Linked DNA regions of Homo sapiens: region 2 is linked to region 1. The links are chromatin loops, found by intact Hi-C in ENCODE. Cell type or tissue: GM12878. All regions are shown on one strand. Each heading gives the region's core, and the rest is flanking DNA. Links, peaks and the distances in the headings are about the cores only. Region 1 overlaps HIF1AN (hypoxia inducible factor 1 subunit alpha inhibitor). Region 2 has its middle 76 kb from the start of PAX2.

Region 1 (12,194 bases), core at 1,534-9,533:
AGTGGACTCCATATCTGCAGACTCAACCGAGGAAAGGAGCAATAAGAATTGAATGAGCCCAATTGGAGGAGGATTCCTAGAGGAGAGGAGTTTTCAACATCCCATGCAGATTCCTAACTCCGGTGACAGACTCAAAGAGACCAGGGAGCTGGTGGGGGAGGGAGTCGGGGCGCCACTTCTCAGAAGGGACTGTGATCAAAGCAACAGCCAAGAAAAGCCTAGTTGGGCCTGAATAGCAGTGGCAGATGATGACTGGGGGAAGTGGGAGATGCAGGGTGGCCCACACACTGTTTGAAAGCCCATATGCACTGAGGATGGCAAATAGGAAAAACTCTAAAGTCAGGTCACCTTACGGGAGCAGAGCTTTCTCCTAGGGAAGGGAATGCTGAGGGCAGAGGAGGCAGGGAATCCCCTGGAGCCAGATGAGTGAGGACACAGGCTATTTTTCTCCATGTTCCTTGAGGCCAGGGCAGAGGAAATAGCCTCAAATTGGGGGTCAAGTGTGTGTGTTGCGGGGAGGTGGAAGTCAGAGAATAGAGCCTGGAGAAATCCACTACTTTGGACCTGAGGTTGGCTGAGGTTGGGGGTGGTTCCCTGTGAACCCTAGTTCAGGGAAACGCTCTTCTCCTGCTCCCTTCCCCTCTGCAGGCCTCAGTGTTTCCGCACCCCACCACCGCCCCGTTCTCATGTACACACCCTCTTCAACTTGCCTCCTGAACCACGGCTCGGTCCACTCTCCTTGAACTCCCAAATTCCTCCCGCCCCTGAGTCATCTTCACCCTCAGCAGCTCCACTGTTCCTGGCTTCCACCCTGCTACTCTGCCAGCTCCTAGGCCTGTTCCCTGCAGCCGGCAGCGCTGGCAATGCCCTCTCCTAGTTCTCCAACCTCTCGCTGACTCTCCCAGCAGCTCTCTCCTCACTCCCTCGCTATGCAGAAGGGGCCCAGCCAGGCTTAGGATGCAGGTTTCCAGTGCTTTACCCCTCCGCTTTTTCCTATGACAAATTCGTCTGCAAGCAAGACTTCAAATTCAACTAGCAACCCCATAGGAATGACCCTCCAAGGGGCCCTATTTTATATGTGTATTGAGTGTCAATAGATGTGGAAAAATGACTCCCAAATTGGTACTTCAGTCCTAACTTCCAACTGGCATCACTAGCCCCTCACTAGACAGCTCCCAGACTCCCCAGCATCACCTGAAATTCACTGTGATCACCTTGAGTCCCCGACCAGCCCATCTCTCCCAGAATTCCTTCCCAGGTCATGCACCTGCTAGGGCCAGCCCAGCCCACTCACCACTCCTTCATCTTCACACGGAGTTTTCCTTCAAATGTGCCTCAGTGTGGTCTTTTATCTGCATGCTCCAACCCCAAACCCCAGACCAGCCCAGGTGTCTTTACCGCCTTAGGGGTTGTTCCCAATCCCCAAATGGGCCCCCTTTTTATCCCTCTCTAACCCAACCTCTTCCCTGGCTGCATGAGTGATCTCCCCAAATACATCATGTCCCTCATCCAGAACCCCATGGCTCTCCATTGCCCCTGCTTACTGTCCAGATCCCTCAGCCTGCCTCACCCCCACCCTCCCCTCCAGGAAGCCTTGCCCCCTCCTAAGTCTGATTCTTTCCAGCCCCTCACAGACCTCCAAGCTCATTTCCATACCTTTTCCAGCTGCTCCAATAGCTGGAGCTGCAACTCTTCTGAGGAGTTAAATCCCAAGCACCCTTTCCAGCTGAACTTCTCCACACTCTCAACTGGGTATGAATGGCCACTTTTAACACTCCTGGCTCCTGCCACCAAAAGTCAGTAATTCCCTGCTGCCCCACCCCATTACTCCCTCTCCCTACCCCCACAAAAAAAGTCAGTAGTTCCTCCAGGACACTGTTACAGCAAAAATGTCCCTTGTTGAGAACCACTGGTTGGATGCTACTCTCTTGCCTTTCCCCATGGGACCTTCTCTAAATGACTAATATGCCTCAGGACTTTCTTTCACCTGCCTGTAAGTCCTTAGCTTCTGGCTGGAGGCTGTAAGGAGTGATGATGATGAGGAGGAGAAGGAGGAGGAGGAGGAGGATGCTGGCAATGGCAGCACCCTCTTAAGCAGCACTTTCTATGTACTAGACACTGTTTTTTTTTTCAAATCTTCTACATATATTCATTCATTATCATTACAACCCTATGAGATAGTGTTACTATTATTCCTGTTTTTCAGATGAGAAAATTGAGGGAGAAATTAAGTAACTTGCCCAAGGTCACCTACCTAGTAAGTAGCTGATGAAAAGGCATAGCAGAAAGTCAGACTTTGGAGCCACTTCTCAGAAGGGACTGTTATCAAAGCAACAGAAAAAAAGCCTTTCGAAAACCAACTGTCACCAACTGGCTGTGTGACCTTGGCCAAGTTACTTCCCTTCTCTGAACCTCAATTTCCTAATTTGTAAAATGATAAAACAGTACCTAGTTCGCGGTGGTTTAGAAAGGACTCGTGAATATAGAACACTCCTTGGCATGAAGCAAGCACTCCCTTTCTGTACCTCCTCCTGTCCTTCCCTCCACTCATAGCCTACCTCAGATACTTAAAAATCATGACAATGACAATGCCTCACATTTGAACTCAGGCTCTTGAGTCCAGGGTCCAGGCTCTTGACCCCACACACTGCATGGCTGCCCATACTCGTCTATCGGGCCCTCCTGGGCCAGGCTCTGGCAGTTGTCCCTCCCTTCCCCAGGGAGGCCCCTCACTGTCCTCATCGTGTCCTGGCCCCTAGGCCCCTCAGCCTGGCACTGAGCCTATCATTTGTAATCAGGTCAGACCATGGCTTGCTTACTCCATCCTGCCCCAAGATGCAGCATCAGCTTCACCCAAGGCAAATCCCAGCCCAGCTGCACTGCACCTCCGCCCTACCAGGCAGTACATCACACGCCTAGATTGCTCCTTTGACTCCCAAACAAATTCTTCACAACAGCATTTCCACCCCTCCCTCTGTGTCCGTCCAGCCCAGCCTCACCCTGGCCACCCTTACCTGAAGAAGCCAACCTCAACCTTTACTCTTACTTTTAGGAGATCAAAACCTGGGTCCAGGTTGAACCCCATGACTTCCCCTCCTTCTCCCCATTTCTCTGAGGCTTCAACCTCCTGCAGGCCCTGTCCCCCCTTCCCTCTGGAACTCAGCTCCTTCAAGTGTCTGCTCTCTCTGGTAGCTTCCATCTCCCCCTCTCCAGTGGCCCCTTCTCCTATGTCCTCTGTCTACAGATTTGCTCCTCTTCCCCTGGCTAAAAAAGCGTTGCTGCAGTTTCCTTTTCAAAACCCCAACCTGTCTCCAGTCCTCTGTGTACTTCTCAACGGATAACCTATAGCAGTTTATACTTGCTATGCCCCCATTTCCTCTCCACCAACTCACCCTCTAACCCCTACCATTCTGCTGACCTCTTCATCCCCAAATCTAATGACCTTCACTAGGGCCTCACTCCTGTCTCCTGCACTCAAACCCCTCTTCAGAGGTGACCCTGGTTCCCACCCCTCCTGTGTCGTTCTTCCTCCCTCCCTCTCACTGAACTCCACCCTCAGTTCCACTCCTATTTACCTGGGAAATGACTCTCAGGCATGTTCACACCTACCCACCCCCCGCCCAAACCCTCTTTTCTCTCCTTTTCTCCTTGGGTGTTCTCATCTGCCTAATCCTCACTACCTCTATGAAGCTGAGCCCAACCCTGTTTCTTTCCCCTGGGTTCCAGCCTCATACCTCCTGTTGTTGCCAGATACTTTCTGTTGCAGCCAGACCCCTCTGCCCTACGAGCTCACTGTGCTCCAACAATGGTCAGAGCTGTCCTCTTCATCTCTTCACTGCCCTCCAAACCTCAGGAAATTCAGGCCTCTGTAGCTTTGCTCCCCTGAAGACCAACATGTCACAGTGTTCCATCCATATATACATATTTTGGAGACAGAGTCTTGCTCTGTTGCCCAGGCTGGAGTGCAGTGGCGCAATCTTGGCTCACTGCAACCTCCACCTCCTGGGTTCAAGCAATTCTCGTGCCCCAGCCTCCCAAGTAGCTGGGATTACAGGCATGCATCACCACACCTAGCTAATTTTTGTATTTTCAGTAGAGACAGGGTTTCACCATGCTGGCCAGGCTGGTCTCAAACTCCTGGCCACAAGTGATCTGCCTGCCTTGGCTTCCCAAAGTGCTGGGATTACAGGTGTGAGCCACCACACCCGGCCCCAATATATTTTTTCTTCATTTTCATAAATTCATAATCAGGGGGAAAAACACAAAAGATAAATTTTCCCCATTTAAAGATGCAGCTCTAGCTTCCCTCCTTCAAGGGGCCTTCTTTTATAGGCTCCTACCCACCTCTGAGCTCCCAGGTGTTCACCATCAAAGCTCACCACCCACCGCTTGACTCTGCTGTGTCTCTCCCTTCTCTAGGCAATGCACAAGTCCTGTCTCCACACCAGGTACTGGGATCCTCAGAGGCTTACGAAGCTCGGCCTTCACTTAAGGTGTCTACTCTCCAAGACCAAGCTGGGGAAGACAGCATCAGATGGTTTGTAAGTTCTCTTCCAGCTCCAATATTCAAGGATTTGGAATTTGAGGGTTCCTTCTATAACGTTCCTCTGGGAAAGTCTTCAGAGTGTCTTCAGTTAGCAGATATCCACATGTTTGTGAGCTGCTGACAAGAGTGCCCCCCTTTTGGGGAGTTGAGGCCCAAGAGAAACCAAGAGGATCATAAGATACTGTGTGTGGATGTAGGGGTGAGGGAAGTGTCCTGGAGACGAACTCCCTTGAAAATCTCCAATATGCTAACCTACACACACACACACACACACACACACACACACACACACACACACACACACAGTTCACCTAAACCCCCTGGAGGCAGAAACGTTCCCCTAGAAGCTCTTAAGGAGCATCCTCTTCCCCTCTTTCTCCAAAAAAGGGAATAGTCAGTATCCTGGGGCTCAGTGCCTCACCACAAACCACAAAGCATGGCTGCCCCCATGGGGCTTCACTGAGCATGGCAGCCTCCATTACCCGTCCTCCTGCCCCCATCAGGACAGAACCAACCTCCATCTCCAGCTCTCCAAGAAAAGGCCAACGGACTCCGCCGTTCCTCCAGTTCTTTCCCCTCTCCCACTCCTCCCAGTAGGCTGAGTCCACTCCCTGCAGCAATCCATCACCCTCAACACGCCCGTCCACCCACACCCCCACCTCCCCGCTCCTGAGCGGCACCCACACACATGGACGGTCCTCGGTTCATCTCGCCCTAGGTCTCCAACGCCCATCTGGAGCTTCCAGGGTGCGCCCGGATCCCAGCCCCGGCCGCCTCCTCCCGCCACCCGGGCCAGAGCTGCCTGAAGAGCAAGCCGGTGTCCTCGGCAGCCCCGCCCCGGGCTCTGAGGACTAGATCTCATCCCTAAACGAGGTCAGAGGACCACGGACCTCAGACTCACCTGGGAAACTGGTCACAAATACAAATTCCTGGGCCCCATCCAGAACTGCCGAATTATTCTGGCGGTGGAACCCGAAACCCGCCCTGCCTGCAGCCCCTCCGGCGAGCCCGAAACGGTACAGACCCAGGGCCCCGTCCGACGCCCGACCCCTCGCCCCAGTGCCCCCGAACGTGGCCGCCACTCTGCTTTGAACAGCGAAGGAACTCGAGACAGAGCCGAGCTGGGCTGCGGCCAGCCCACGGCCAGTCGGCGGAAGGTCGGGGGCCCCAGGCTCTTGCGCGGCCCCACAGACCCTTGCGTCAGAAGAGTGGCCCCCCGCGCCATGGGCTCTGCGGCCAGGAGGCCACGTGCGACGTCGCTCAGGCCGGAACACGTGGCTCCAGCAGAAGCCACATCTGGATTCTACACGTGCTGGGCTGCGGGCGAGGTTCTTCCACACCACAGGCGTCTTCTTGCCACCCAGGAGACCTGGGCCGGCAGCTTCCCTGCAGTGCGGGGCCCACGGGCTCCCCGCAGTGGGGAGTGCGAGAAACGCAACTGCGACCTCGCCGCGCACTCCGCTTCCGCCATTGGCTCAGGATCCCTGCGTGGAGCGAGGGCGCCACGCTGCGACTGCAGCAGGGACGGCACGTCCCAGGGGAGAGCGCGGGAAATATGGTGCGTGAGGTCCCAATTTCCAGGTTCCCTCCCACCTCAATGACTCGTTTTATAGCCGCCCCCTCAGGCTGACCTCTACCCTAGACCCCGTCTAACTAATCGCTAATCCCCTGACCTCAGGAAGGCCAGGGATGAGAGTCACAGGCCAATGCCTCTGGGCAGCCATAGGAAGTGAGGAAATGCAGACCCCAAATTTTCCCCTAAATCCTAGAAATATGCTCCAGATAAAAGTCTTTGCCTGGGTTCAGATTCTAGACTCCTGTCCTTCATTCCAGAAATTTCAGCACCATAGAATCACTGGCAAGTCTCGGACAGTATTCAGGCCCACTGCCATGGTGGCTTCCTATCAAAAATATTCTCATTTGTCACTGACCTTAGCAGGGGAAAAGACCTCAGAATTGGACCCAGTGCTCAGAGGTGGCCTGACCATCTCAGAAAGCAGTGGGGTAACACCTCCCTTGATCTGGCTGCTCCGTTTGGTTAATGCAATTCATGGCTGTGTTAGGATTTTAGCAGTCACATCACACAGTTGACTCATATTGAGCTTGCAGTCAACTAAACCCCCCAGGTCTTTTCTTCATGAACTGCTGTCAAGCTGGGCCAACCCCTACAACCGGTACTTATGTCATTGATTTTGTTTTAACCTAAGTGCAGGACTCTACATTTATCCCTGTTAAGTTTAATCTTGTTGGTTCCAGCCCAGTGTTCCAGCCTGTTGAAATCGTTTTGAATCCTGACTCTTTCATGCAAAGTATTAACTGCCCCTCCTAGCTCTATCACCTGCAAACTTGATGAGCCTGCTGCTTCGGTCAGTTGTCAATAAAAATGTCAGAGAGGACACAGGCCCAGACTGAGCCCTAAGGCATACTGCTGGAGACTTCCCTCTAGTCTAGGCTGACATGGATCCATTAATCAACCCTCACTGGGTCTGACTGTTCACCAAGCTTCCTAGCCATTTGGTTCAGATGCTTCTGCCACAACTAGATAACATGAGAGGCTTTGTCAGAAATTTGTCAGAGGCTTTGCTGGAAATTTCTCTTGCCCAGGCTGTGGCCCCCACATCAAGCTTAGGCCTTCTTTCTACCCTCCACACCCCACCATCATTTGTTTACTCATAACTTTAGGGGATTATATTTCCAATGGTGCCCCCTCCTGCATGACTTAATATTTCTGAGCTTCAGGATCACCTTGGGTGTGCCTTTGCTATTTCATATCCCATCATCCTATGCCTCCTCTGAGACCTCATTCTCTTAAATTCTCTGTCCTGCCACCTTCTCTGCCTATAAATGTGCAGTGGCCTCCCTTGCCTAAAAAGCTCTCTACTAGCTGCCCCCTTAAACTGTGGTTGGCTTCTGCCTCTGTCCTTCTTTTGAAAATCCAAACACTTCCAAACTCACCTTTCATGTCTCCTAAGCCTTTAGCAATCTGGGCTGCCAATCTCTCAGCTGAGCAACCATATTGCCCAAGCAGTGGACAGTGATGGTGGAGATAGAAGCAGAAGATTCACAACCACATCACAAAGATCAGATATGGTGGCTGCATAAAGCAGAGAGCCCAGGACCCCTCACAGACCAAAGTCAGGCTGCGGTCAAACTAGGCAGGTGACCAGAATGTTCAAAAGGACTGAGACATGAGGTCAGAGCCTAGGCAAAGTGCCTGGTCACAGACAAGAGCAGTGAACACTGAGAAGCCTGAGCCTGGGGACTTCTTACACAGTTGCTATAGGGGTTGGAATCAGTCCTGGAGCCAGGTCAGCTGGGAAGACAGCCTGGCTGGAGGGGGGAATGATGTGAACAGAGAGAGGTAGGGCCTACACTTTTCCTGAGCCCTTATTCTAGGCTGCCCAGCATCAGTTGTTAGCAACTCCAGAGTGCCTCAAGTTCAGGGCCATACCCTCAAATATCTATGTGGGCCAGACAGGTCACGTGAGTGAGATCTAGGGTACAACAGTGAAGAGTGGAGATTGACAAACTGAAAGGAACACAGCCAAGGGGGCAGTTGCTCTTCAGCTCCAGCCAACTGCTGTCACATGGGAAAGGCGATTTCATTACTGCCAGATCTGATTTTCCAAAGAGAGAAATCTTTTTAGGTCAAGTTTCTGATCTTTAATGTTGTCAATTTTTTAAAACTTTCAAAAACTTGTATTGGCCAAACAAAACCATGTCTGTGGCCGACTGGACTAGCGGTGGCCATCTTTTAACGGCTGCTAGTTACGTGGTACTTGTAGAGGCTAAGTGACTTGGGTGTGTGGTAATATTACATTTAGAACCCACTCTCTGAGTTTCTTAATGTCAATGAGAGTGACTTTGGGTTATATAGAAACAATTTATATTCATAAATTACTTTGGTTAAAAAATATATTCAAGGCCAGGCACAGTGGCTTATGCCTGTAATCCCAGAACTTTGGGAGGCTGAGGCAGGACTGCTTGAGCCCAGGTGTTCGAGATCCGCCTGGGCAATGAAGTGAGGCCCCTGTCTCTACAAAAAATAAAAAATTAGCCAGGTGTGGTGGCATGTGCCTGTGATCCCAGCTACATGGGAGGCTGAGGCAGGAGGATCACTTGAGTCCAGGAGGTTGAGGCTGCAGTGAGCCATGCTTGCCCCACTGCACTCCAGCCTGCGTCGAAAAGCAATGCCCTGTCTCAGAAAAGAGCAAACTATTCACCTCTTCAAAGTTACATATCCAAAATCCTCTCTTTTCTAAGCTTTTAAGTTCTGCTAACAAATCTTATTATTTTGCTTATAAAACAAAAAAGTTTAATGTTTGATCCAACTTACATTTAACTAAACTCCTTTAAACACTTAAATGGCATTTATATGATTAATGTATTTGATTTCCTTAAGTACTTAATTTATCTGACCAAGACAAAACCTGATCAAGTACTTATATTTCCAATAAATTAAGTTTATAAATACAGGAAATCTTAAGTTGTTCTAAATGTTCTAAAACTACAGAAAGACTTAGCAATGATTGTACCACTGTACTCCAGCCTGGGCAACAGAGTGAGACTCCGTCTCAAAAAAAAAAAAAAGAAACTTAGCAAAATTTCAACTTAAAATTCGAGTATAAATACACACTTTTTAGTTGGCATTACAAAGCAAACCTGTTACTCTCACAAATGCTCTTCCATATGTCAAGGACTTAAAATACAAACTGCATAGATCCTTACAGCAAATAGTAATGATGTGGGGGTTTGATGTTTTTAAACACACCTGTTCTTCATCCTAAGTCCTCCATCATTAAAAGATGCACACCTACCAAGGAAACACCTGATGCCACTGCATGTATTTTGGAGGTTATCTTCTCAGATGACTGAGATTGCAGAACAACCAGATATGTTGGTTGGGCCACTGACTAGACTGTGAAAGGACCCAGAAAGTGCTATTTGTGGCCTCATAAAGCCCTATCACATGGCCTCCATTACATAAAAAGGCAGTCAGTCAGCTCACATCCCTGAGTTTGACGCTATTCAGGGCCTAACTGCACTTTCTCACAGAAGTCTAGAATCCCATCTAGGCTGTCAGATACCTTGTCTCAGTGGCAAATTTCCTTGGCTGTCAAAACACAAAATGTCTTCTCATCTTGATGATTTCTGCTTTTTATTTCTAGGTGAACCACTGCTCTTAAGAGTGTTTGTTTTTTCAAGAGATGGGGTGTCACTATGCTGCCTAGGCTGATCTCAAACTCCTGGCCTCAAGCTTCCTCCTGACTCAAGCCTCCCAAAGTGTTGGGATTACAAGTGTGCACGACTGTGCCTAGCAACTCTTAAGTTTTTCAGATGAAACCTGGTTGAATGCAGGATTGCTGTAACAACTTTGACTTCTGGTCACAATTCCTAAGGTTCTCCTGACAGAATGCTGGCCTCCTCACCCTTAGTTCAGGGTCTTGTCCTCCGCTCCTCATTGCCTATCATCGTTTAGCTTTCCCCTCTAGAACACCCATCTTCTTTCTTGAGACTCTCACCTCTTAGCATCACCCTTTCTGCACCACACCCCCATGCCAACGATTCCCAGAGGTCCCTACTCCATCTCCAGTACTGTGGAGTCCTGCTCCCTTCTCCATGATTCTTCCCCATTCACACTCATGCTCCCTCTTACAGAACTGATCTCTCCTCAGAAAAGGGAAATCTGATGTTACTTGTTCACACTAAGACATGCACAGTTGAGTCCTCCTGTTTATGCTGGGTAAACGATGCTTCCTAAGAAGAAATGGAGGAAAAGAAACTAACATTTACTGAGCACTTACTAGGCACTAAGTTCTGAATTAACTTAGTTAGTTAATGAGTTGTCTCATTCATTCTCAATAGCCACATAAGAGGACCTATTAAGAAATCCAGGGCCAGGTGTGGTAGCTCGCACCTGTAATCCCAGCACTTTGGGAGGCCAAGGCAGGCAGATCACCTGAGGTCGGGAGTTCGAGACCAGCCTGACCAACATGGAGAAACCCCATCTCTACTAAAAATACAAAATTAGCCAGGCATGGTGGCGCACGCCTGAGTCCCAGCTACTCGGGAGGCTGAGGCAGAATTGCTTGAACCTGGAGGAGGTGGAGGTTGCAGTGAGCCAAGATCACGCCACTGCACTCCAGCCTGGGCAACAAGAGCGAAAACTCCATCTCAAAAAAACAAACAAACAAAATCTCCCGAAACCCCCACTCCCAATATCTCAACAACCAGCATTTATATAGTGCTCAGTTTACATAGTATTTCCACACACATTGGCAGGTCATCATATTATTAACCAATTTTTTTAAATGAGGGGACCGAAGCATAGCGAGATGAACACCCCCAAAGGCACCCAGCCTGTGCAAAGTCCACTGACATTCTCACTTAGGTTCACTGGCCAGAAGCTTGTGTTCTCTCCACTCAGCCACACTGTGTCCTCCACAGACATCCTCCTGCCCCATTTCCTTTACTCTTCTGGGAATCAGATGGCAACCCAGAACCAAGGTCTCTGTTCCTGTTCCTCAAGACCCTGCCCTATTAAACCCTTTCTGTCCCCAGCCCAGCACTTCATGGACTTTCAGTCCCTTCCACAACTTTATCTTTTCCATCTTGCTTTTCCTGCCCCAGTCATCTCTTCTGTGATTTCACTTCAAGCACCATTATCTTGAGAGTCAGAGTAGGATCAGAAAAGCCTTGCTGCTGTAGTCTCTCCAGACACTAAGGAAACACTTTTCAGAGACACTTGGTCTTCATAATAAAACATTTTCCTGAGTGCTTGAGCCAGGTGTTTTAAAAACATTATCACGAGCCCTTATAACAATGCTACAAGTTATGTGCTATTTCCTACCCCTCACAGAGGAAGAGGTTGAGACCCAGAGACACTGACTTACCTAAGGTTAGAATTAGCTAGTGGCAAATGGTGATTCAAACCCAGGAGTCACCTCCAAAGCCTCTGTTCTTGTCAGTGCATCACACAAACCCTTGTGAGAACAATGACCATGCAGACTGTAGGTGGGGTTTTGTTCAAATATGATCAAAAATTCACAATTCAAAAACTTGGAGGCAACGTTCTTAAATCCATGGTCCTACCTCTAGACTAGCAAGGCAGACTCTGACAATCTCTACCCATCAGTAACCTCTGACTCTTACTAGCATGACAGCCTCTGTGACAATCTCGTCTCCTGCATCCTTGTGCACATCCCAGGGTCTCCTTCTTGCCTTCTGACTGTGCTGCTGGCTCATACAAACCTTCAATGCCTCTTTAGGAACTGTCCTTTTATCTCCTTGGGGAGCAGCAGCTCCAATGTCTTATTTTCACCCAGTATGTTTCAGGTATTTTTAGTATTGTTAAAAATATTTTTGGAAGGTCATTCCCCACTGATGGCATAGGTGATAGTATCCTTGTAAGCATCAGAGGTTACTGACAGGGGTAGGAACTGGTAACACAAGCATGAGTTGACACTTATACCTCTGCTCTGCTCAGGAGCTGACAACTAGATATGCCCTGAGACTAGAAACAGGAACTTAGACAGAAAGCTAGATGGGGAAGAGAGGTAAAGACTGAGAGACACAGAAAGACTGAGCCCTTGCTATGGACCGGTCATTCTGCTAAGCCTTACCCTGACAATGTAAATGATGTCTTCCC
Region 2 (12,194 bases), core at 1,379-9,378, 110 kb before region 1:
TTTAAATAGTGCAAAACTGTCTGGGCATGGTGGCTCACACCTGTAATCCCAGCATTTTGGGAGGTTGAGGCGGGTGGATCACCTGAGATCAGGAGTTCAAGACCAGCCTGGGCAGCATGGTGAACCCTCATCTCTACTAAAAATACAAAAATTCACCTGTCGTGGTTGTGCACACCTATAATCCCAGCTACTTAGGAGGCCGAGGCATGAGAATTGCTTGAACCTGGAAGGTGGACATCGCAGTGAGCCGAGATTGTGCCATTGCACTCCAGCCTGGGCAACAGAGCAAGACTCCATCTCAAAAAATTTTTTTTTAAAAGTGCAAAACTGAGAACAACCTAGATGTTTGTCAACAGAAGACTGGCTCAGTACATAATGCAATGGACTATAATGCAACTACTAAAACAATCATATAGCTCTCTTTATTGAAACAGAATGGTGTTCATGCTGTATTATTGATTAAAATGGTAGATTATGGAACAGAACATACAATGTTAGTGTGTTTGTATTGCACACCTATATATATGTTTATTTAAAGGCAGAAAGATGTTTCTGGTAGGATGGTCACTAAAATAGCAACAGTGGTTCTGTGACTCCAGTGGGCTTTATTTCTGGCTTTCTTTATATTTTCTATATAGTTTACAATTTGTACAGTGATGATGTGTCTCTCTTTTTTTTTTTTTTTTTTTTTTTTTTTGGGGGGATGGAGTTTTGCTCTTGTTGCCCAGTCTGGAGTGCAATGGCGCAATCTCGGCTCACTGCAACCTCCGCCTCCCGGGTTCAAGAGATTCTCCTGCCTCAGCCTCCTGAGTAGCTGGGATTACAGGCATGCGCCACCATGCCCAGCTAATTTTTGTATTTTTAGTAGAGACGGGGTTTCTCCATGTTGGTCAGGCTGGTCTCGAACTCCTGACCTCAGGTGATCCACCTGCCTTGGCCTCCCAAAGTGCTGGGATTACAGATGTGAGTCACCATGCCTGGCTGTCTTTTTTTAAAAATAGAAAGAAAGAAAGCTGCTTTCTGCATGCTGTGCCTTCTCTGTGCCAGTCTCTGCTTGGCACAGACAGCACAGCAATGAACAAGGGAGTGGCTCCTTAGGAACTGCCCAGGATTACACCTCCACAGCAAAGGTGTTGGGAGTCACAGTGACCTTGATGGTAGCATCCCAAATGCCCTACAACTGCAAACTGTGTCCTCTTCCTCCTGCCCTGCCCCTTGCCTGTGTTCAAATGATCTGTGTTCATTTTTTGGAACCAGAGTGAGAAGATGGGGGTCACCTAGAGAACCTGTGGGCTTGGACATAGGGGAGGGGGGCAGCTGGGCAAGACTGGGGTGGCTTCAGAGACACCCTGTGGGGAGGAAAACCTAGGCCTGCTTCTGTCCTTGGTGCCCCTATGTCCATAAGAAAGGTTCCCTGTGTGCAGCCTGAATCATTTTTTACTTTCTTGGTGAAAATAATCCTCCTGAAAGTGCCTGAAATCATTCTCCTCTGGGGACACACTCCTTAAAACCTTGGGTCTGTAAGTGATCCTAGAAGCCAAGGATTTCATTGTTCCCCACACTAGTCCCATTTTGGGGGGCTTTAGCCTCTACTTGAATGCCTCCAGGGCAGGAAACTCACTCTGTCTTGAAATAGGTCTCTTCTGTTTCAGGCAGCTGTAATGATTAGAAAGTTCTTTCTTAAGACAAGAGCCCAGGTCAGGCGAGGTGGCTCATGCCTGTAATCCCAGCACTTTGGGAGGCCGAGGCTGGTGCATTGCTTGAGTCCAGGAGTTCGTGACTAGCCTGGGTGACATGGCGAAACCTCATCTCTACAAAAAATAGAAAAGTTAGCTGGTCATGGTAGTGTGTGTCTATAGCCCCAGCTATTCAGGAAGCTGAGGTGGGAGGATCCCTTGAGCCTGGGAGGCGGAGGTTGCAGTGAGTCAAGATCATGCCACTGCACTCCAGCCTGGGTGACAGAGCGAGACCTTATCTCAAAAAATAAAGGAAAAGGAAAAGAACCTGAATCTGTCTCCTGGAAGGTGCCTGTCCCCTATCCCTGCAAAGGAGACGTTCTTCAAGGATGGTTGTTACTATGATCTGACTGTTTCTGTCTCCCCCAAATTTGTAAGTTGTACCTGCCACTGACCTTCATGTCTATGGCCACAATCTCGGGCTTCTCAGACTTGCATTTTGCACCTTGTTATGTGGTTGATTAACTAGTGTAGGTCTTCCTTACTAGACTGGACTATTCCCTGAGGATAGGGGTCTACATCTTATTTTTGTACCCCTAGCGCCAGCCCAATGTGTGACACCTAGTAGACATGCAGGGAACAGTTGAATGAACATGGAGTTGTTGAAGAGGGGGTGCATGACCTTTGTGAAAGGCAAATTCAGCCTTTTGTCAAAGTTGGTCTTGGAATGGGGGGGTGGAGGGGAGAGAGGCATTCAACTTCATTTAATCTCAATGCTAGATGGTTGTGTGGCCTCAGGCAAGTTACTGGGTCTCTTAGAGCCTTAGTTTCCTATCTATGAAGTGAGGTACATAATAGTATTTGTCCCACATGGTTGTAATAACAAATCAAATGTAGCAATTAGTGCAAAGTGCCTGCCACAGTGCCTGCCACAGATTAAGTGCCATTACTATCGCTTTTGTTGCTTTTGTTGTTTTGGAGGGGGGAGTACACATGGATTATTATTATTATTTGGTAGTTCATTTCTACCACCTAGTAAAAACTCTGCCCCATCCTTCAAGCCTCCAGCTCAAATGCCACCTCCCAAATGCCCAGACATCCTCAGGAAGTCACTCTCCACTCCCCTGTTGAATAGACAGCACTGTATGTGCTTCTGTTTCAGCACTCACCAGGAACTGCCATCATTTGGAGACATCAGCCCCCTCCTCAACAGTGAACTCCGGGAAGGCAAGGGTAGCCTGGTAGTCTCAATCTCCCTTTGCCTGCAGTAGGTCTGACCTGTGGGAGAGGTTCAAAAATGTTGGGCGAATTTAGGGGAACTTCAGAGCTCCTGGAAATCTGAAAATGTATTGAAAATGGATGAATATGTGATAAAAATGGCCACTCTTCAAGGCACTGACTTGCTAATGGATTTCATGGGTGTCAGGGGCTAAAATATAATGTAAGTGATGCCACAATCTCAATATATTTAGGGCATCCCTCCTCCTTTTTTAAGAAAGAAAGGGGCCAGGCATGATGGCTCCTGCCTGTAATCCCAGTACTTTGGGAGACCGAGGTAGGTGGATCACCTGAGGTTGGGAGTTCGAGACAAACCTGACCAACATGGAGAAACCCCGTCTCTACTAAAAATACAAAATTAGCTGGACATGGTGGTGCATGCCTATAATCCCAGCCACTCGGGAGGCTGAGGCAGGAGAATCGCTTGAACCCGGGAGGTGGAGGTTGCCGTGAGCTGAGATCGCTCCCATTGCACCCAGACTGGGCAACAAGAGAGAAACTCCATCAGAAAAAAAAAGAAGGAGAAAGAAAGAAAGAAAGAAAGAAAGAGAGAGAGAAAGAAAGAAGAGAGGAAAAGAGAGACAGAGAGAAAGAGAGAGAAAGAAAGGAAGAAAGAAAGGAAGGAAGGAAGGAAGGAAGGAAGGAAGGAAGGAAGAAAGAAGAAAGAAGAAAGAAAAGAAAGAAAGAAAGAGAAAGAAAGAAAGAAAGAAAATTAGTCTGATGTCTGTCTGGAGATACCATTACCACAAAGGGGAGAGGTGTTCTCCTCTTCCCCTTCTTCCTCTCTCCTGCCTCACATGGTCCCTCTAGAGATTCCCTAGACAGTGTTCTCAGCCAATATTGCTCTGTTCTGGTCCAGGCATGCTATAGGCATGCTTTTGCAGGGGCTAGCCTGGAACACTGTTTCCTCTGTCATGCTAGCCCATAGATATTAATTTACCAGAAGTGTGGCTTAACGGGAGCAAAACTAGGAGGGGTGGGAAAAACGACCCCCGACCTCGGAGAGAGCTGTGATCGGGATCCTATTTCCCATGCACTGGTGCACCCACCTGTGGCCTTTGTGCACAGGTATTCCCTGTGGACTCAGCAGAATGTTAATAATAACTAACACTTAATAACAGTACTTGTCACTTGTATTGCATTGCATGGTTTCTCAGATCACTTTTACATAGTCTCATTACTTCAACTAATCCTCAGGGAGTGAGGTATGTGGGGCAGATATATTATTTCTACTTTGCAAATGGGGAAACTGAGGCCCAGAGGACTTGCCCAGGGCCACCCAATTAATTAAGGCAGAGCTGAGAGGTGAACTCACGTCTCAGGATGTTGCACAAACCTGGGCACTGGCACATATAGGTGTTACCTGCACACACCTGAGGTGGATTTTTAAATTAAAAATTTTTTTTTTAATTTTGGAGACGAGATCTTGCTATGTTGCCCAGACTTGTCTCGAACTCCTGGCTCAGGTGATCCACCGTCTCCGCCTTCCAAAGTACTGGGATTACACGTGTGAGCCACCGCGCCGAGACCTGAGCTGGGTCTTCAAGGCAGAGGCTCTAAAAGAGCTGAGGCTGAACTGTCCCAAGCCTCAGCTAGAGCCTCACAATGAGGCCTTTTCTTGTGACCCCATGGGGCTGATCTTGGCGACCCCACCCAGGCCCCCGCCTCTCTATCGCTCTCCGGGGGTGCCGGGCTGCTCCTGCTGGGCAGAGGGGCCAGGCAGGGAGCCGGAGCCGGAGCCGGCGGCCTCGGGTGGGTCCGCGCCCGCAGGTGCGAGGAAGGCTCGGGCCGCCAGCCCATCCTCCGGACCCGCAGACCGAGGCTCGGGCCGCACGCGGCCGCCCCCTGGTGGACGTCGGCGTGTCGGGCACGGCGCAGTCACCCGGCCCCGGCGGAGGCGGCGGGTCTCGTGGCTCTCTCGGGCGCCCGCTCCCCCGCCGCCTCCCCCGCTCCCTCCACTTTGGGGATAATTTAACATGTTTCACACTAACTTTCCCGTAATGGCCGCGGAGCCTTTGGAAATGCAGCCTCCCCGCTTTATCGGCGGCTGCGCTAATGGTTATCTCGCAGCCGTGCCCCCGGCGATCCTGTCAGGAGTAAATAGAAGCTGACACAGTCATTTGCTTAAATCTTCTCCACACTTTTGCCGCATTTCCCTCCAGAGGATACCCCTGAAACAACAATTATTTGAAATGTCACGCGTTTCTGCCCCTGGGCTACCAACAAATGAACATTAAATCTATTAACAGCAAAAAAAAAAAAATTAAATGTTTACTTTTCGGAAGGTGTGAGGGGCCTGAGTCAGGGAGGGGCCTAAGGAGAGTCAGGGACAGGGACAGAGGCAGAGACAGAGACAGGGACAGGGACAGAGGGAGAGACGGGACAGGGACAGAGGGAGCGACAGGGACAGAGGGAGCGACAGGGACAGAGGGAGAGACAGGGACAGAGGGAGACACAGGACAGGGACAGAGGGAGAGACAGGGACAGAGGGAGCCACAGGACAGGGACAGAGGCAGAGACAAAGACGGAGGGAGAGACAGGGACAGAGTGAGAGACACTGATAGGGGCACCAGAGGCAGAGAGGGAGGCAGATGCCAGGCAGACAGCTCGGAGCAGGGGGACAGGGTCCTGGGAAAGGGGAGAGACAGACAGACAGGGATATATCCATAGATATATAGATATATCCATCTCCCTATCTATCTATCTCTCTCTCAAATTTAGAGAGAGAGATATACGTACATGCGTGTATATATAGAGAGAGCCCAAAGACACATAGAACAAGACAAAGCAGAAATTGAAACCAAAAAAAGACCACTGTGGAAAAACAGACTCCAAGACAGAAGGGAGGAGGCCAAGGCAGATGCCCAGAGTATGAGACACCAAAAAAGGCAGAAAGAGGCACCCTCCACCCATAAATGGCAGCCCTCCCACCCCGCATTTTTAAAAAGTTAAGTTAAAACCAGAACCCACAGCACGCTCTGCTAATGGTGCTCACCAGCTTAGGGTCTCACTCCCACAGCCTGGTCCTCTTTGGACCTTAGCGGGCCTTGCCTGGTCAGCCTATCCAGGAGGGGGAGGTCTCATGCCCCTCATCACTGGTCCAGCAGCAGAATGTGTGAAAGGCATGGAGACCTGGAAGCAGGAGATTTTGGGGACAGCAGAGCAGGTGTCACAGCAAAGCAGATAGGCCACTGCTGGCCTCACAGCGTCTCGGGCCCCATGGCCATGCTGGCCCACACCGCGGCTCAGTTTCTCCATCTGTACAGTGGGAAGCAGGTCCCTAAACCACTGCAGGCGACCCCAGTGAGCCTGAAGTGTTCTCACAAGTGCAGGGGCTCAGTTGTCCTCCCGTGGGCCCGTGTGACAGTGGAGAGAAGTCGTGCCTGGTCATGTGGAAGGATCTGAGGTGTGTGATGTCGTGCTTTGGTTCCCATAGGTCAGTGCCTCACTCATGCAGGTGTCTGTGGCCATAGAGCACCCCCAGTGGGGAACCGCCCAGGGCAGGGCAGGAAGCTCTCTGGTCATGGAGGGCCATGCCTGACACCAGAACCAGGGCTCAGTGAGGGTCCTTTGAAGGGTTTGAGGGGCAAGCAGTGGAGGGGTCAGTGAGGGGGGTCAGAGAGAGGGTCCTGGGAGAGGAAGGACAGCTGGAGGAGCCAGTGGGTGGGTGGGGCTGCATGAGGGGCTGGTGTGAGCTGTTCTCACTTCCTGACTCCTCCTCCCCTGGCGTCTCTCCCACCAGGGGACATTTTCTGTGACATTTTCTGTTGAAATATAAATGGGTTGAATTTCATCGTGTGAGGTGGAGGGCTCTCTGGGTCCTGGGCCAGGCGCCTCTGGATCCCTCTCTCGCCCCCTCCTGAGGACGGCGTGTCCAAGCTGGGGCTGCACCGCCCGGACCTTCGTTATGTGTTACTGGGTATGAACACTGGCTCCGTACACTCCATACACCAATAACTCATGTTCAAACACAAAAGCAAAGTTGTGACTTTGCTCTCACACGACTGCTTTAAATTTGCACATTTTAGCTGCATATGAACCCACACTCTGAATTCTACATGCCAAGCACACTCAAGTGTACACACAGATGCTCACCTTCCACATTCGAACATCACCTTGCACACTCAGACACATATCCAAGATCTCCTTCCCCCGTCCTCCACCCTGACCATGCCCACCCCCATCCTCTCACTCCAAAGGAGAATGGCAAAGGGTACGTATGGCTGGGTCACTGAGGCTGTGTCCCTGTCTGCATGTAAAGTTGTATATGTGTGCCTGTGTGTGTGACTGACAAAGAAAATATGCATGTATTTCTAAGTCTTTGAATGTGGACATGTTGCCGCATACAAGAAGACTCTGTGTGTGTGTGTGTGTGTGTGTGTGTGTGTGTGTGTGTGTGTTGGAGGGTTGTGTGCCCGTGTGGTTGTGTGTGACTGAGAGTGTGTGGTGGGGGTGTGGGGGGGTGAGTGCTATTTAAATGAAAAAGAAAGGAAGTGAATCAGGGTCGTTTCCATTTTAATTGTAAAACAGATAAGCACTAAACACTTTGAAAAAGTAAATGACTTGAGAATAATTACTCTCTATTACCCAGCGTCCCAGGGGGGCAGTTGGAGGAGCCCAGATGGCTACAAAAAATGGGATTTAGCAGAAAATTGAAGACATTATTCACCGTAACACATTATCAATTACCTTCATATCAATTACAATAACCTTACATTAGCGAGGGGCCCCGAGACCCTCAAGCCCCGAGACTGTGGAATCACTGCAGCCCTGTGGGGGGAGGGGCGGGAGGAGGGGTAAGAGGATGGGAGGGGACTGGGAGGGTCCTGCCTCCTTCTCTCTCCTGGAGATGCTGCCGGCTCAGGTCTCATACCCCATTCCAGGTCTCTATTCCCCAAATTCCTCCCAGCCCCATCACCCTGGGCTGGGGGGTCATGTGGAGGATGAAGTCTGAGAGCAGGAAGTAAGCTGAGGAGGTGAAGGGTAGGAAGGAGAGAGATGGACAGAGAGAGACTGAGGCCAGGAGGTGGAGGTGATGAGAGGCTGAGCAGGAGGGAAATGAAGGGATGGGAGGAAACGAGGGGGCGGTCTAGATGGGCCCAAGATATCTGAGAGGCTGAGGAGACAGAAAATTCAAAAGAATAAGGGGGACAAGGTACTGAAAAGTCACCTTTTAGAAATGCTGCCTTTACTCTGTGGTCATTTCCTAAGCCACCCACCCCTCCTTCCCTCCCCGCTCCTCCTCAGCACTTGGGGCTTTTCTAGCCTGTCATGTCTCCCATCACCCCCCACGCCCTGCCCAGTTAGTTTCTATGTGATTCTCTCCTCCCACCCCAGATTCTCTCTGATGAAGAGGATGAGGGGGCCCTCATGAGAAAGGGTTGGCTGTCACCTGCAGTAGGAACCTCAGAAGCAACACAAAGGGAAGAACTTCCTCGAGGAAGACTCCAACATTGAATCCACCTGTCTAGGCTGTGACCATCAGTGGGGAAAGGAGCCCGAAGGCTCCGCAAGGGCAGGGTCTGAGGTAGAGAGAGAATGAAGAGTGCAGTGATTCCAACCCTCACTGCTCCCTGTTCCCCCAGCCCCCACCAGCACACACGCCACCCTTCACTGGCTTGTGGGAAACCAGCCAAGCCAGGCTGCAGATCTGTCTTGCCCAATATGGTAGCCACTAGCCACGTGTGACATTGAGCACTTGAAGTGTGGCTCATCCAAATGGAAATGTGCTGTAAATGAAAAATACACACCAATTTGTAAAGATTTACTATGAAAAATGTAAAACATGTTAATTCTTTACAAAATATTGATTACATGTTAAGATGATATTAACTTGGCTATATTGGTTTACATAAAATATCTTATCAAAATTAAGCTGGGGCCAGGCACAGTGGCTCACACCTGTAATCCCAGCGCTTTGGGAGGCCCAGGCAGGAGAATTTCTTGAGCCTGGAGTTCAAGACCAGCCTGGGCAACATAGCAAAACCCCATCTCTAAAACAAATTTTAAAAATTAGCTGGGTGTGGTAGTGCATGCCTGTAGTCCCAGCTACTCTGGAAGCTGAGGTGGGAGGATTGCTTGAGCCCAGGAGATTGAGGCTGCAGTGAGCCATGATTGCGCCACTGTACTCCAGCCTGGGTAACAGGGCAAGACTTGTCTCTAAAAACAAACAAAAAGTTGGCTTGATGGTCAACTGGCTACTCTGGAGGCTGAGGTGGGGAAATTACAGAATTGCTTGAGCCTAGGAGTTCAAAGCTGCAGTGCTCCATGACTGCACTTGTAAATAGCTACTGCACTCCAGCCTGGGAAATATAGCAAGACCCCATCTCTAAAAGAAAACATAAATAACGACTTTTTTTTTTTTTTGAGACAGAGTCTCACTCTGTTGCCCAGGCTGGAGTATGGTGGCACATTTTTGGCTCACTGCAACGTCCGCCTCCTGAGTTCAGGTGGTTCTCATGTCTCAGCCTCCTGAGTAACTAGGATTACAGACATGCGCCACCACACCTGCCTAATTTTTGTATTTCTAGTAGGGACGGGGTTTCACCATTTTGGCCAGGCTGGTCTCAGGCTGGTCACAGCCTGGTCAGGATTACTCCTGACCTCAAGTAATCCGCCCACCTCAGCCTCCCAAAGTGCTGGGATTACAGGCCTGAGCCACCGCACCTGGCCAATAAGTATGTTTTTAAAAAGTAGGCTGGATGCAGTGGCTCATACCTGTAATCCCAGCACTTTGGGAGGCCCAGGCAGGAGGACTGTTTTAGTCCAGGAGTTCAAGACCAACTTGGAGTACAAAGCAAGACCCCATCTCTAGAATAAATAAAGAAATAGGTTTTTGGTTTTTTGTTTGTTTGTTTGTTTGAGACAGAGTCTCACTCTGTGGCCCAGGCTGGAGTGCAGTGACATGATCTCAGCTCACTGCAACCTCTCCCTCCCGGGTTCAAGTGATTCTCGTACCTCATCCTGCCTCAGCCTCATGAGTAGCTGGGACTACAGGCACATGCCACCACACCTGGCTAATTTTTGTATTTTTAGTAGAGACAGGGTTTCACCATGTTGGCCAGGATGGTCTCAGTCTCCTGACCTCATGATCCGCCCATCTGGGCCTCCCAAAGTGCTGAGATTACAGGCATGAGCTACTGCACCAGGCCTAAATAAATAGTTTTACCTTTTTTTTTAACCTTTTAAAGAGGAAATGTAGTCACTATAAAATTTTGAATTGCATATGTGGCTCACGTTATATTTCTATTGAACAGTGCTAGGCTAAAGCATCTGGGAAGGAAAGGGTTAAAGGGAGGAGCAAATTCTGGGTGTCCTCCCTGGGATTCACCCCAATGATGTTCTAGTTTTCCACTTCAGAGAAAGGAGCTCCCCAAGGACCAAACTTTCTGAGATGGAGCTGAGGTAGGAATGCCAAGATCCGCCTGTTCTTTTTCCTTTCCTGAAACCCAGCCCCAGATGTCAACCACCCAGGCCAGGATGTTTGTGGACACAGAAGCCCAGGAGTAACAGTCACAGCTTCCTACATACAGCTCTTTTTTCTTTTTCTTTTTTTTTTTGAGATGGAGTCTCGCTCTGTCGCCCAGGCTGGAGTGCAGTGGTGTGATCTCGGCTCACTGCAAGCTCCGCCACCCGGGTTCACGCCATTCTCCCACCTCAGCCTCCCGAGTAGCTGGGACTACAGGCGTCCGCCACCACACCCGGCTAATTTTTTGTATTTTCAGTAGAGATGGGGTTTCACTGTGTTAGCCAGGGTGATCTCAATCTCCTGACCTTGTGATCCACCTGCCTCAGCCTCCTAAAGTGCTGGGATTACAGGTGTGAGCCACCGCTCCCGGCCTAGATTTTCAATCCTCACAAACTCACTTACACATTCCCATTTCTCCCACAGGGCATGCATGCATGCACACACACTTCCTGCTCTTTTGCACAATCTCACATTCCCACAGGCCAGACACATGCACTCACACTGTCTGCCCTGTGACATCTTCATGTAGATATACATGCATTCACACATCCATGTGGACACATGCTTCCCACCCCACACACAGAGCAGGGTAAGGAGGACAGGCGGGGCAAAGTTGTCAACTTGATTCACGGTGTGTGTGTGTGTCCAGGGGAGTGTGAGCTAATAGTGTCCCCCTCCCCCAGGCTGGGCCCAGAGGACTAATTGCCAGTAATGAGCTAAAAGGAGCTCAGAGCTGGCCTCAGGCACCAGATGAAGATGTTTCCAGAGACCAGCCAGAATCTGTCCTGCTGTTTTGTTGATAGAAAATCCTTCTCCCCCGGTGTCCCCTCTCTGTCTCTGTCTCTCCTCCTGTGGCTCCCTCTGGTTCCTGCAGCCTCTGAGGGGTCCAGCCATACTCCACTCACTGCCTCTCCCATCAGCCTCTCAGCCTCCTTCTCCCAGTCATCCTGCCCCATCATGGCATTTGCCCTCCATCCTGCCCCCTTCTCTTCTCCCCTGTGGGGACCTCTCAGGGTATCCATTGCTGAGCAAGCAGATTCCCAAAGGCACGCTCCAGGGCTAATGGGGAAGGTTGCAAGGAGGTTGATTGTAACTGGATCTAAGAAAAATCTTTCCCGTAAGGAGATCTGCCCAATAATAGAAAGGGACAGAGCTGAGCTCCCTTCCATGGATACAATCAAGCAGCGCCCATTGAGGATGCTGCAGAAAAGACTGCCCCACTGGAAAGGTAGTTGCACAGGATGACCCAGGGGCCTCTTCCTGGGATTATTATGGTTACTTATAAGTTATTAATACAAACTTCACTAGTATTAATTATTATAGTTACCATAGGTTAAGTACCTATAAAATGCCAGGTACTTTACATTTTTAGTTAGCTCTCTTCATCCTCACAAAATCCCTGCAAGGTAGACGTTATTATCCTCATTTTACAGAGGAGTAAACTGAGGCTCAGAGAGGTCACATGGTTAGTCAGTTACAGAGCTGGAATGTGAACCTAGTCTGTCTAACTATAATACCCATGCCATTTCCACTAAAACTCATTCATTCATTCTCTCAACAAACATTCACTCATCAAATAGAGATCCTATGATGTTGCAAGTAAAGACTGAAAGGCATGGGCATCCTTAAACTAAAAGGAATTTGGGGGGAGGTGTGATGGTGGGAGCCAGTGTCTCAGTTTAGAATTGGAAGAAGAAAAATCCCCATGAGAGACTCCCTCTGCCTTCCCTAGGTGGTTGTATGTGTCTGGTGTACACACTTGCTTGCATGTG

The links. Peaks named below come from ENCODE experiments on the same cell type or tissue, not always from the same donor. Only the 100,000 strongest peaks of a DNase experiment are listed, where the experiment ranks them.
Region 2: it touches region 1 in a loop (2.7-fold over the local background); 2 of 110 quality-filtered maps call a loop at or near these places.

Annotation. Positions count from the first base shown.
Region 1 is chr10:100,555,991-100,568,184 of GRCh38, reverse strand. It overlaps HIF1AN (hypoxia inducible factor 1 subunit alpha inhibitor), which reads right to left. Exons shown (of 8, transcript NM_017902.3): 8 at 8,187-12,194. Among named protein-coding and RNA genes, the nearest start is that of HIF1AN, 26 kb to the right of the region's middle. RefSeq lists enhancers at 5,000-5,637, 5,640-5,689, 5,800-5,879, 5,638-6,276. In GM12878, for the core only: CTCF peaks have their summits at 5,019 and 6,035; a DNase peak (open chromatin) is centred at 5,994.
Region 2 is chr10:100,663,785-100,675,978 of GRCh38, reverse strand. No RefSeq gene overlaps it. Among named protein-coding and RNA genes, the nearest start is that of PAX2, 76 kb to the left of the region's middle. RefSeq lists a silencer at 4,709-4,888. In GM12878, for the core only: a CTCF peak has its summit at 4,803 (motif pointing left); no DNase peak of the experiment used is centred there; H3K27me3 peaks cover 694 bases.